Regions from separate parts of the Homo sapiens genome. Here region 1 is linked to region 2. A link is a loop called in an ENCODE intact Hi-C map of the cell type or tissue named here. Cell type or tissue: heart right ventricle. All regions are shown on one strand. Links, peaks and the distances in the headings refer to the core of each region. The heading gives the core; the rest is flanking DNA. Region 1 holds the start of SPTB (spectrin beta, erythrocytic). Region 2 overlaps SPTB (spectrin beta, erythrocytic).

The links. Hi-C counts contacts between places; a loop is a spot of excess contacts. Peaks named below come from ENCODE experiments on the same cell type or tissue, not always from the same donor. Only the 100,000 strongest peaks of a DNase experiment are listed, where the experiment ranks them.
Region 1: a loop joins it to region 2, with 2.9 times the contacts of the local background. A loop is called at or near these places in 34 of 110 quality-filtered maps.

Annotation. Positions count from the first base shown.
Region 1 is chr14:64,877,303-64,882,672 of GRCh38, forward strand. SPTB (spectrin beta, erythrocytic) reads right to left here and starts at 2,605. Exons shown (of 36, transcript NM_001355436.2): 1 at 2,490-2,605. LOC105370534 (a long non-coding RNA gene) reads right to left here. Exons shown (of 3, transcript XR_943942.3): 3 at 3,579-4,086. RefSeq lists silencers at 2,716-2,885, 2,936-3,075, 3,146-3,225. In heart right ventricle, for the core only: no CTCF peak of the experiment used is centred there; DNase peaks (open chromatin) are centred at 2,157, 2,330, 2,699 and 3,229; H3K4me3 peaks cover 3,003 bases; H3K27ac peaks cover 2,993 bases; H3K27me3 peaks cover 3,841 bases.
Region 2 is chr14:64,820,231-64,825,600 of GRCh38, forward strand. SPTB (spectrin beta, erythrocytic) reads right to left here. Exons shown (of 36, transcript NM_001355436.2): 2 at 2,717-2,915. The coding sequence starts at 2,864. Among named protein-coding and RNA genes, the nearest start is that of MIR7855, 37 kb to the left of the region's middle. In heart right ventricle, for the core only: CTCF peaks have their summits at 3,170 (motif pointing right) and 3,373; a DNase peak (open chromatin) is centred at 3,191; H3K4me3 peaks cover 537 bases; H3K27ac peaks cover 1,504 bases.

The DNA.
Region 1 (5,370 bases), core at 244-5,243, 57 kb after region 2:
ATATAAGCAGAACTATTACCTGAGGTCCTGGGAATGAAGATTATGAAGCTAGAAGACAAACAGTCAAATCTTCCCAACTTGTACTTTATATTCCCTGCTGAGTGTCTAACCTTAAAAAGAAGGTAGAACCAAACAAACTGAGTTTGAATCCTGGACCCATCTCTCATTAGCTGGGTAATATGAGGCAAGTTATTTAATCTTCCTGAACCTGTTTCCTTACTTGTAAAATGTTGATATGAGCTACCTTATAGAGTTACCATGACAATTAAATTGGATAATATAGAGAAAACGCTGAGCATTCATTTGTTGGTTTCCTCATTCATTCAACAAAGGTTAACTGAGGTTCCACTACCATCCAGGTACTGGGTACAACAACATAAAAGACAGAATAAAAGCTATTATTATTTACCAAAAACAGTTTGTTTCCAGAGCTGCAGCAGACCTGTCAAATTTTGACTTTAGTTCAAAACTGTCATTCACACCTAGCTTGCCTAAAATACTCATTTTTATTTTGCCAAATGTGATCCCAGGTAGGAGTCTTGCTCCTGTCATACCTTCACCCCCAAAACTAGTCATCTAGCAGGCGTTCTGCTATAGGACACCTTCAGAACACTTGGAAGAAGCATTGATCAGAGCCAAAGGTGGTATCCCAACTCTCTTCTGGGCAAGCCGCTCAGGAGAACTTGATACGCCTGTGCTACAAGGCCCATCCTGGATGCCTGGGAGTCCTTGGGTGCTTACAATTCCATGAGTGGACTCTGAGTCTTCCCAGAACTCAAGATCAATAGGACTGGCTCATCCCCATCATTGCCACTGGGGCACTGATAAAGCTAAGAGCAACAGCTAAGGGGTCTGAAAGCCACATTTTCATGAGCGTTTATGTCTTTCAATGGTGCTTTACTCTAGAGTTTTTGATAAAATTCTTTATAAATGACCCACCTCTGGAGTTAGTGGGTTTCAAGGCTGGTGGGCTCTTCTTCAATGTAAGTTTAACATTCCCTTTCCTGGCTAGCCTGCAAGCCTCCAGGCAAGCACAGGCCTAGCTGTGTCAGGTGCTGGACATTCAGCATACATTAACAATCATTTTGCACTTAGAAAAAAAAAGGTGTTTTCAATTGCATTTTGGAACCTGGGACTCAGAGCAAAAGAATAAAAGCTGAATCCTAAAATAAGAAATGACCTGCCTTGGGTTATAGTGGGGGAAGGGGTGGGCGAAGAGGGAATTCTAGAATAAAATTCAGAGCCATCTGTGAAGCTAAGGATAGGACAGTGGACAGTTGAGCTGTGCCTAAAAATCTTTGATTTGCAGACTCCTCTCATTAGGGAGCCGCCTGAATCTCTTCCCTTAGAAACTAAAATACGGATCGTGACTACCTCCAGGCAGGGGTTTTGCATGACTGCCTCCTACCTGGAGGTGACAGCCTAGTCTCTCCCCACAGAAATTCTCAGTACAAAAAGGCTGTCACTATATCCCCCCACCCCACCCCCCAATCTGATGCATCTAAAATTTAGATGTACAAAAAACAGTGGCTTCTTTTCATTTTCCTTACTCCTGGCTGGCGCCTCTAATTGCTCACTGAAAACAGTGGTTTGGATATTAATAGGCTGTAACTCAAGGCCCTACCTGAAGCTCGTTGTCAGGGAAACAGCACTCCAGCCCCGCAGCTGCTTCCCCAGCCTGGGAAGTACGGATGAGTTGGTGGGAGTTGGGGATTGTTTTACAGCTTCTGTTATTTCTCCCACTTTCTGCTATTTCTCAAGACCAAGTTAGAGGAAGAGGGGAAACTGGAGAGGAGGGTGAGGGTAGAGTAGCCCGGAGAAGCTTAGAGGAAGAGAGGAACTCTTTGGGAGAGGAAGACTAGGGGTCCTTGAAGTATGGCTTGGGGCACTAGGATCTTTCCTCCCTCGGTCTACACGGGGTCACTCTCTGGGTGGCTCCCAGCACCCGGAGGCCCGGCCCCCTCTGCTGCCCTCACCTGTCCCTCCTGCCTGGGCGCTGGGTGGCCCGAGGAGAGCGCAGCCAAGTTCCCCAGAAGAGGGATATGAGCGGCCACAAGGCTGAGAAGCCGGACAAAAAAAGGCAGAGAGCAGCGCTGCGGTCGGACGGGCTAGAGGCGCAATCCCCTTCGCTCCCAGGCCGGGGTCCTGGAGAAGGCGGACGAGAACACGCACCCCCGTCACCCTCTCCCTGCGCCCCGGGGTGACGGACTCTCCGGGATCCCGCTCTCCAAAGCTAGCACCAAGTGCCTCGGACGCCCGCGCGCGTTCCCGCGTCCCGGGATGATCTTTGCCGCAGCTGCCGGGCTTCCCGGGCCCCGCACCCCTCCCACCCCACGCCCGACAACCGGGGCTGGACTCCCACCCGGTCCTCTGGGCCCTGCGCGTCAGGCGCCCCCTGGGCCCAGCGCTCCTTTGAGCTGGCGCCGCGCGTCCCAGCCTTGCGCACCCGCACCCAGCTCCCTTGGCCGCCGGGCCCTCCTGGGACTCACCTGCCCTGGGACTGAAGCGGGGGCCACCCCGAGCCCGGGGGTGGCGGCGGCGGCGGCGCAGGGGGAGGAGGGCAGCGCGGGGCTCCTGGCACAGCGGCCGCCGGGCGCCTGGTGCTGCCGAGCCGCGGACCCGCCCAGAGATATAAATAACATTATCTGAGGAGGGACATTCCTGCCGGGGGACATCGCTGCTGCCGGGACCAGATAGTCCCGCGGCGGGGGCGGGGAGGCGGGGCCGCAGCCTCCCGCAGCGCCAAGCCCAGCCCCCGCCTTCCCCACCCACTCACGCACCTGCCAATCAGCCTCCGCGCCTGGGGGCACCTGCCGGGCCTCAGCCCGGCTCCTGGAACCCGCCTCTGCCTCCCCGCCCGCCGCTGAGCCTGGGGCGCCTCCATCGTCGTTCATTGCCCCTAACCCCGCGCCACCCCGAGCCCCCTGAGGCGGGAAGGGGGTTGGACTCTAGCTCGGGCCTAATTCGTGCGCCCGGAGAGGCAAGCCTGGTGGCGAAAATGAGCCCTCCAGCCTTTCCCGCCCTGCATCCCCACTGCACACAGTTCAGTTTTTAAAATATATGAAAAGACATTTAGGCCATAGGGTGGGCGCGGCGGGTACCCGGGAGGTGAACCCCCGCCGTGGCGGGTTTGGGAGGGACAGATTGTTCCCGGGGGCTGGTGCATTAGAAAGCGCGCTCCCGGGCGGGCTTCTCTCGGCTGGCGGTGGGAGGGCAGGGGGCGGGCACTGGGCCCGAGGGCCCCACCCCCAGCCCGAGCTCAGTGTCGCTGTTTCTGCCCGAAAACCTAGTGTAATCAGGACGAACCAGGCAAAGCTGGCGGCGCGCAGCCTGCAGTCCCAAGGAGCTCGCACATTGTAGGGACTGTAATCAACAGGCAGGCTGCCACACCTGCCCACTGGCACCTCCTGGCCGGCCCGGGTCTCCGGGCGAGTGGGGGTGCCTCACTACAAGCCTGGATGAGGCGCGGCGCAGCAGGCCAGAGGAAATACTAGAACCGATGGTGCCAAAAAGGCATCTCCGAGTTGCCCCCGGAGAGAAACTCAATAGAACACCGGCAGCTTGCAAGGCAGTACATTTTCTTGACTTTCTAACGATCAAGGTCATTGTTCAGTAAGGTTTACGTGTACGCCTTGAGGTAGCTTTCATCTCTTTTCTCCACCTGCGGTGCCTGGGATGATTTCTCACCAGCTATCAACGCAGGTAATCTCAGGTATTATGGAAATGGCCGTGGAGATTAAAAGCGCATAGATGCAGAAGAAGTTTTAACTTTTACTGATGCTGCCTGGTGTTCTTAACAAGGGAACAGTCTTACTCCTGAGTTATTTGCTTGGGATTATAATTGTGCTGTTTTCCAGAATTCACCCAGGAAAGGGGTGTTTGCCAGATGTTCGAGTTTAGTTTATATATTGAACATATGCAAAGATACTTCACTTCCTGCTGCAGTCCCACTTCTTGAGGGTGGGTATTTAGACACTGAGATGTGCTGAGTGGGACAAACGCCCCAGGTATTACAGAGCCACAGAATTCTTCACTCCACCCTCCTCTTGGCTGGATCCTTATTACAGCTCAATTTTCCAAGAGACACTAGTAATATGGGAAAGAGGATACAAAAACATTCATGGTCATCGATAGATTCGCAGTGATCCCCTCCTCCCCTTTGTTGACAACATTTAAGAATGCATTTTTCTATTACTGAGTTAAAAAGAGAAAGTTCTGTTTTGTGAAAAAAAATGTTTAAAAGTCAAATTCTGGCAAGGAAAGCTCAAGAAAAACAGGCCAACTTCAAAAGCTGAGACTATTATATATCTCAAGAAGAAATCCTTCATCTATTTTTGTTAGAAAAAAATGGAGGGAAATTATGTATTTATGGTTTTTTAAAAGCTTGTATGAATAAACTTATTAGATAAATTCATGGTTCTCTAGAATGGTGGTTCTGCAGCTACGTAATTATATACTATGCAAGCCAGATAATTCCTTAGCTATAGGTCTGTGGCACTGAACTGAATAGTTGCATACATATTTTTCTTTGTAGCCTTAAAATTTATAATTTTCAACCATAAGAAAAAATTAATATGATAAAACTCCAAATCAGCAGACAGATTACCCCAACATTTTACAAACCAGCTCAGCTGCTTTAGTTATCTCCACTTTAGCTGAAAGCTAAATAATTCAATACAACCTCATTTGCTACAGAGCATGTTATCCTGACAGCATCCCCAAATGCTTTACAGCTAATAGAGTTACAGTGAAATGATAAATCAGAACTGAGGAAGAGAGGAAATTTAGGCTTGCAGTGAGGAAAGGGCATTGTCAAATAATAGGGAAAGGGGAACAGATCTCTGTGGCCAGGAATGAGAAATTGGGAGAATAAAAGAAGGGAGAAAGGTTGGGCATGGTGACTCACACCTGTAATCCCAGTACTTTGGGAGGCCGAGGCAGGCGGATCACTTGAGGTCAGGAGTTCAAGACAAGCCTGGCCAACATGGCAAAACCCTATCTCTACTAAAAACACAAAAATTAGCTGGGTGTGGTGGTGCGCACCTGTAATCCCAGCTACTTGGGAAGCTGAGGCAGGAGAATCACTTGAACCTGGGAGGCATAGGCTGCAGTGAGCCAAGATCACGCCACTGCACTCCCACCTGGGTGACAAAGCAAGACTCTGTTTCAAAAAAAAAAAAAAAAAAAGAAGGGAGAAGGAAACACATACATATGTTCGTTATCAAGGTCATCATTGTGGGCAATAGGGATCACGTCTGGAGGGACCTCCTCAGAAGAGTATAGAATACCTCTTGGAATTGTCTATGTGAAGGATAGGAGATTAACCCTCATCCTGGTTGGACAAAGGACTGCCCCCACTGGTCTCCCACC
Region 2 (5,370 bases), core at 98-5,097:
CCCTGCCTAGGCTGCTAAGGTGGCCCCAACAACAGTACTGAAGGGAAAAAAAGTCAAGACGTTGAGACTAGGAAGGCTGACATGCTCCCTTTCTCCATTCTGCCTACCCAGCAGAATGGGCACATCTGGCCACCCTATTTAGACCTTTCCAAAGCTTTAGCTCAAGCCCAGGTCACTTAGAGTGGACTCTCAGGAGAAGGAAGCCAGTAAACCACTTAGGTTGTTTGTTCTTGAAAATCTTGAAAGGACCTCAAACTTGCATATTTACTTGTTGGCCAGATGTTCTGAATAGTTAAGGCCCAGGCATACAATTCTATGCTCTGTGGCTTTTCCTCTCCCTGGGGGGCATTCAGATTCTCTGGTAAGTCAGATGCATGCTCCTGGTGAGGAGGAGGCTCAACTAGGCACAGCCAAGGTCAGCAAAGGCTCTTTCCTGATCAACCTAGGACTGACCACTAAACACAGAGTCTTGCTCTGTCACCCAGGTTGGAGTGCAGTGGCGTGATCTTGGGTCACTGCAACCTCCGCCTCCCGGGTTCAAGCAATTCTCGTGCCTCAGCTTCTTGAGTAGCTGGGATTACAGGCATGCACCACCACGCCCAGCTATTTCTTTTTTTTTTGGATTTTAGTAGAGATGGAGTTTCGCCCTCTTGGCCAGGCTGGTCTTGAACTCCTGGTCTCAAGCCATACACTTACCTCAGGATCCCAAAGTGCTGGGATTATAGGCATGAGCTACCACGCCCGGCTTTGTGCTCGGCTCATTAACCTGTCTCCACCAACTTCCCAAGCAGCTCATCAGACGTGGTGACAACACACACAGGCCAACTGGAGAAACCCGGGGCCCTTCTGCCTGCCAGAATCACACACACCCTTCAATTCCCAGCTCAAAGGCTGCCTCCTCCATGAACTGTTCCCCGATTTTCCTTGCATCTCTTCCTTGGCTCTCTCATTGCTGTTTAATTTATGTGCCCATCCTACAGTTCTTCTCTAATTCCACTCATGCTAATTAATTGTGAACATAGTTCATTTTTCCCTAATAGATTTTGAACTCCTGAGAGACAGACACTATACTGAATTCATCTCTGTGGTTCCCCTCTCCCCTTTCATGGTTGGCCAGGGGTTTAGCTTTAAACATAGTAGGAGTACAACAAGCAACTGTTAAAATAGAATTTACCTTGGTTTCTTAAAAAAGATAAAAGAATCTCTGCACAAAGGCCAGTCCCCACTCTTACCTTGCTTTGGCAAATCTTACGGAATATGGTACCCCTCTCCCTCCACCTGGATCGCCAGGGTCATTGCAGCTAGATCCAGCCAGCACAGAGATATAAGAAGGTAAAACCAGACTGACGACAAAGCCAATGGTTCCAAGTTTGGTTGGCTTAAATTAACATACACAAAAGCAATGGGTCACCGTTATGGTCCGTCCCCAAGGGAAACCAAGGGAGAATTTTGTGGGGTCAAGGAGGGTGAGAAGGAGATAAAGAAAGAAGAAAGAGAGTTTCCTGTAAAGAGCAAGGACACCAGGGGTAATGACTGAGACCCAAGTGGATTCCTTGTCATGACAAGGGAGATGAGACACCGCAGCATTCCTTTCCCGGCATGAGAAGCCCAGACACTCCCAAGATGTGAGGTCATTATGGTCCCAGAGGGGTCCAGGGCCCTGCTCAGGCTTCAAGGTCTGCCAGGGACTGTGGTATCTGGGAGCTGAGTACAGGGAGGGAGTGGGGAAGAGGATTACTACAACCTTCAATTTGGGCCATAAGGTATGGGGGCAGCGGGAGAATCACTCCAGAAAGTGTTTATGGGGAAGGTTGTACTCTTCTTAGGAGGTGGAAGACGGCAACAGTCAATGATAGGGAAACAGGTCCAGTGTGGGCTGCTGACTGGTGGATCAGGTGAAGGAACCCACCTTCCACACATACACACACAACCCCATGTAACTCAAACTTTCTTATTGGCCGAAGACTTAAGGTCGGAATATACTTACCCTGGGTCAAGTTCAGGGAGGCAATAGTCACAGGAGTTGGGGAAAAAAAAAAAATCCCAAGAATCAGATATCAGCCAACAGGGGGAGGAGAAGTCATTTCTACTAGAGATTTAAGATATTCTCCACCCCCACCTTCTCTCTCTCTCTCTCTCTCTCTCACACACACACACACACACACACACACAGAGAGATCTATTATGAACCTGCTAAGCAAAAATCTAATTCCAGTTTAAGGATGAAAGGTTTCATCAAGAAAATCCTTCCTGAGGCAGTGGGGAGGATGTTATCTGTTCTCGATTTCCTATCCAATCACTCCTTTTGGGACTACAGAGAGGACTATGGTAATTCCTCTCTCTAGGCCCAGGCAGGAAATCGGGGTTAACCAGGAGGCCCTGTGAACCTGCGCCCGGCTGTCCAGCCCTCAGACACTGCTTTGCCCAGACTCTCGTACTTCTCACTTGGCCGCAGGTCACTCAGGACAGAGGCAGAGGGCAGGCCCCACCTGGTCCCAGCTCCAGCACCTCCTTGCTTCTCAGAGGCCTTGGGGGCAGAGGCTGCCTGAGCTCCCTCCCAAGGGGACCCCCACCTCCCTGAGCCCGACAAACACGTCTCCATCACTGCCATGCCAGGGCTCACCCAACACACACAGAGGATTCACACTAGGTGGGGAGGGCTGTGAACCTTGTGACTGTGAGAATGCCCTCCAACCCTTGTGGCCCCAAACAGTACCTGCCAAGGCCTTTATCCGGGACCTCTCAAAGAGCCTGGCTGAGCTGTTGTCATTATCCAGCTCGTCGTCTGGGGCGTCCCAGCGGGCATTGATCCTGCTGTAAGGTGGCTGGTTGCCCACATTTTCAAACTCTGTGGCCGATGTCATGTCAGCAGGCTCTTAGCAGCTCCGCCTGCCTCAGTCTTCATGGAAGGATCCCTGGGGGACAGCAACACAGTCAGAGGGTTATCTCTCTACCCCCTCGGACTTTTTCTCCGGGGAAACTTATTCGGAGCATCCAACGTGAGTAGATCCTGACAGAAGCAGAACGCCATGTCATCTGCCTGGGCGTGCTTCCTACCAGGGTCTCTGGGTCGTTTGTTATAAAATATTGCAGCAGCAGCAGCAGCAACAGTACCGGCAGCAGTGGCAGGGATGGAGAGCTGCACGTAGCAAGGGTCAGGACGGCCAGCAGGTGGAGACGTCAGTCGCAGCCAGCTGCTTCCTCCAGACCAGCCGCCCCGCCGCGGGGAGCACCCCGGGAGAGAGGAAGCTCTCCTGGGAGCCAGAGGCAGCAGGGCACAAGCTGGGGAAAGCAACCCTCACCCTGAGGACTAGGCCAGGACCTAACCTGGTGGGGGAGATGGGGACAGGCCAGGGGAAGGGAGAGGCTGGAAACAGGCTGAGTCTGACCCATATGGGAACCATGGGGAGAGATGGATGAGAGAGTTAAGCCGCCACTGACGCCACCAGCCCGGGGCAGCTGCACTGGGGGGACTTCACTCCTCCCGGAGGCTTTCTGAGAGCCCTCTGAGTTCCTTCCCAGCAGTTGGTATTCAGAAAGCTGACCTCGCATTTTAGGGCTTCTTTGGAGCATGACCAGGTGCTCAGATGAGGTCTCCTGTTGAATTCCAGGACAGACTGAGCAACCCAAAGGAGCCTGCTGTCCCATCAAGCACGTGGCAGTCGGGGCATCCCATGGACAATGGAACCGTGCATTGTGAGTCCATGTGATGAACCAGCGCATCAGGAGCACTGGGTCCTCCCTCACCCGTCATCAGTCATTCCTACTCACTCATTCATTCATTTACAGTTAATTCAAATATGTACCAAGCTCCAACTAGGTGGCAGGCACTGTACTAGGCAGGGGCAAGTAAGACAGGAAAGTCATGTCCTCACAGAGCTTGGAATCTGGTGGCAGAGACACACAATTAAACAAGCAACTACAAGAAGGTGTGATGTGTGTCATGGCTGGCTTAGGTGGGGACTCGGCGGGGACTGGTATCAGGGAGGGGAAGTTGAAGCTTATTCCTAAAGGAAGCTTGGAGGTACCCATGAAGGGACAGGTGGGAAAGGACAAGAGTCCAAGCAAAGGGAATAAAGAGTAGGTGTAAAGTCCTGAAGGTAAGAAAGAACACAGAAAGCTTTGAGAACTTTAAGAAGTAACGGGAAGGCAGGGGTGGAGTCAGGGGAGAAAAGTGAGGAGGGGGCCAGGGGAGCCAGGCTTGGTCTTCAATGCCCTGGACCCTAGGAAAACTATTAGCTTTCTTCATCTGTACCTGACATTTGGTCCTCTTTCTAGGGATCTTAAGGGACTCCAAGATCAAGTCTGTAAGAGAATAGGGGACCCAGAGCCTTCACAACCAAGAGAGCAAAGCGGGAGGCAGGGAGGCTGTGAGGCAGACCTGTGATGGGGGTTGACAGCCAGTGAGCTGTGAGGGAGACCACTCCCTCTGTGGGTGTGTGCACCCACGGCACACACACAGGCTCATATCTGACACACTGACACACACCAGCACACACATGCACATCCACCAGGCACATGATCACGGAGGCACTGAAGCACATTCACCAGCCCAAGTGTGAGATGGCAGCAGGGCTACAGCCTTATTTTTCAGATACAGACTCACTTCAGACTGCATTTTCCCCAACCTGATGAATCCATCCCACCACATCCTTGTGAGGTAAGATAGGAGCCAGGATTACCCACCCTAATTGCCTTGGGAGAAAAACCAAGGCCTGCTGCAGGAGGAGGCCTCCCCAGGGTCATCCGGTGGAATGACTGCGGCTGGGACCAAAGGCCAAACTGGAGCGCAGTTTATCCCCCTTGACCAGACGGGTTTCAGGAGGGCAGGTGGGGAAAGGACTGGAGCACAGTTTATCCCCCTTGATCGGACAGGTTTCAGGAGGGCAGCTGGGGAAAGGACTGGAGCACAGTTTGTTCCCCTCAATCAGAAGGGTTTCAGGAGGGCAGGTGGGGAAAGGACATGGTGCATGGGGACAGAGGGCATTTCCCAGCCAGGGCTTAGCAAAAGTGTTTGCCACTCAAGAGAAGGGAAGGTGCAAGGTGGGAAAACCAGTCATCATCCCGAACACAGGATGCCCCATGATGCCAGACCTGTGCCCAAGACCACCCTTGTGCCTTTGAACAGCCTGTCCTCTTCTGCAGATGGACTTGCTGCTTCCAGGACTGAGATTTCGCACCCAACTGGCTGGGCAACGATAGCCGGGAAAGATACCCCCCACCCCCGGCCCCACACCTTTCTCTATTTCCCTTAAGGGAAACTACCACTGACTTGGTCTCTGAGCCAGAGAGGGACTGACAGGCTGACCACCTCCTGCAGGGCCACAAGCCTGTCCAGCAGCCCCTGAGAAGGGCTGAGCTGCCAGACGC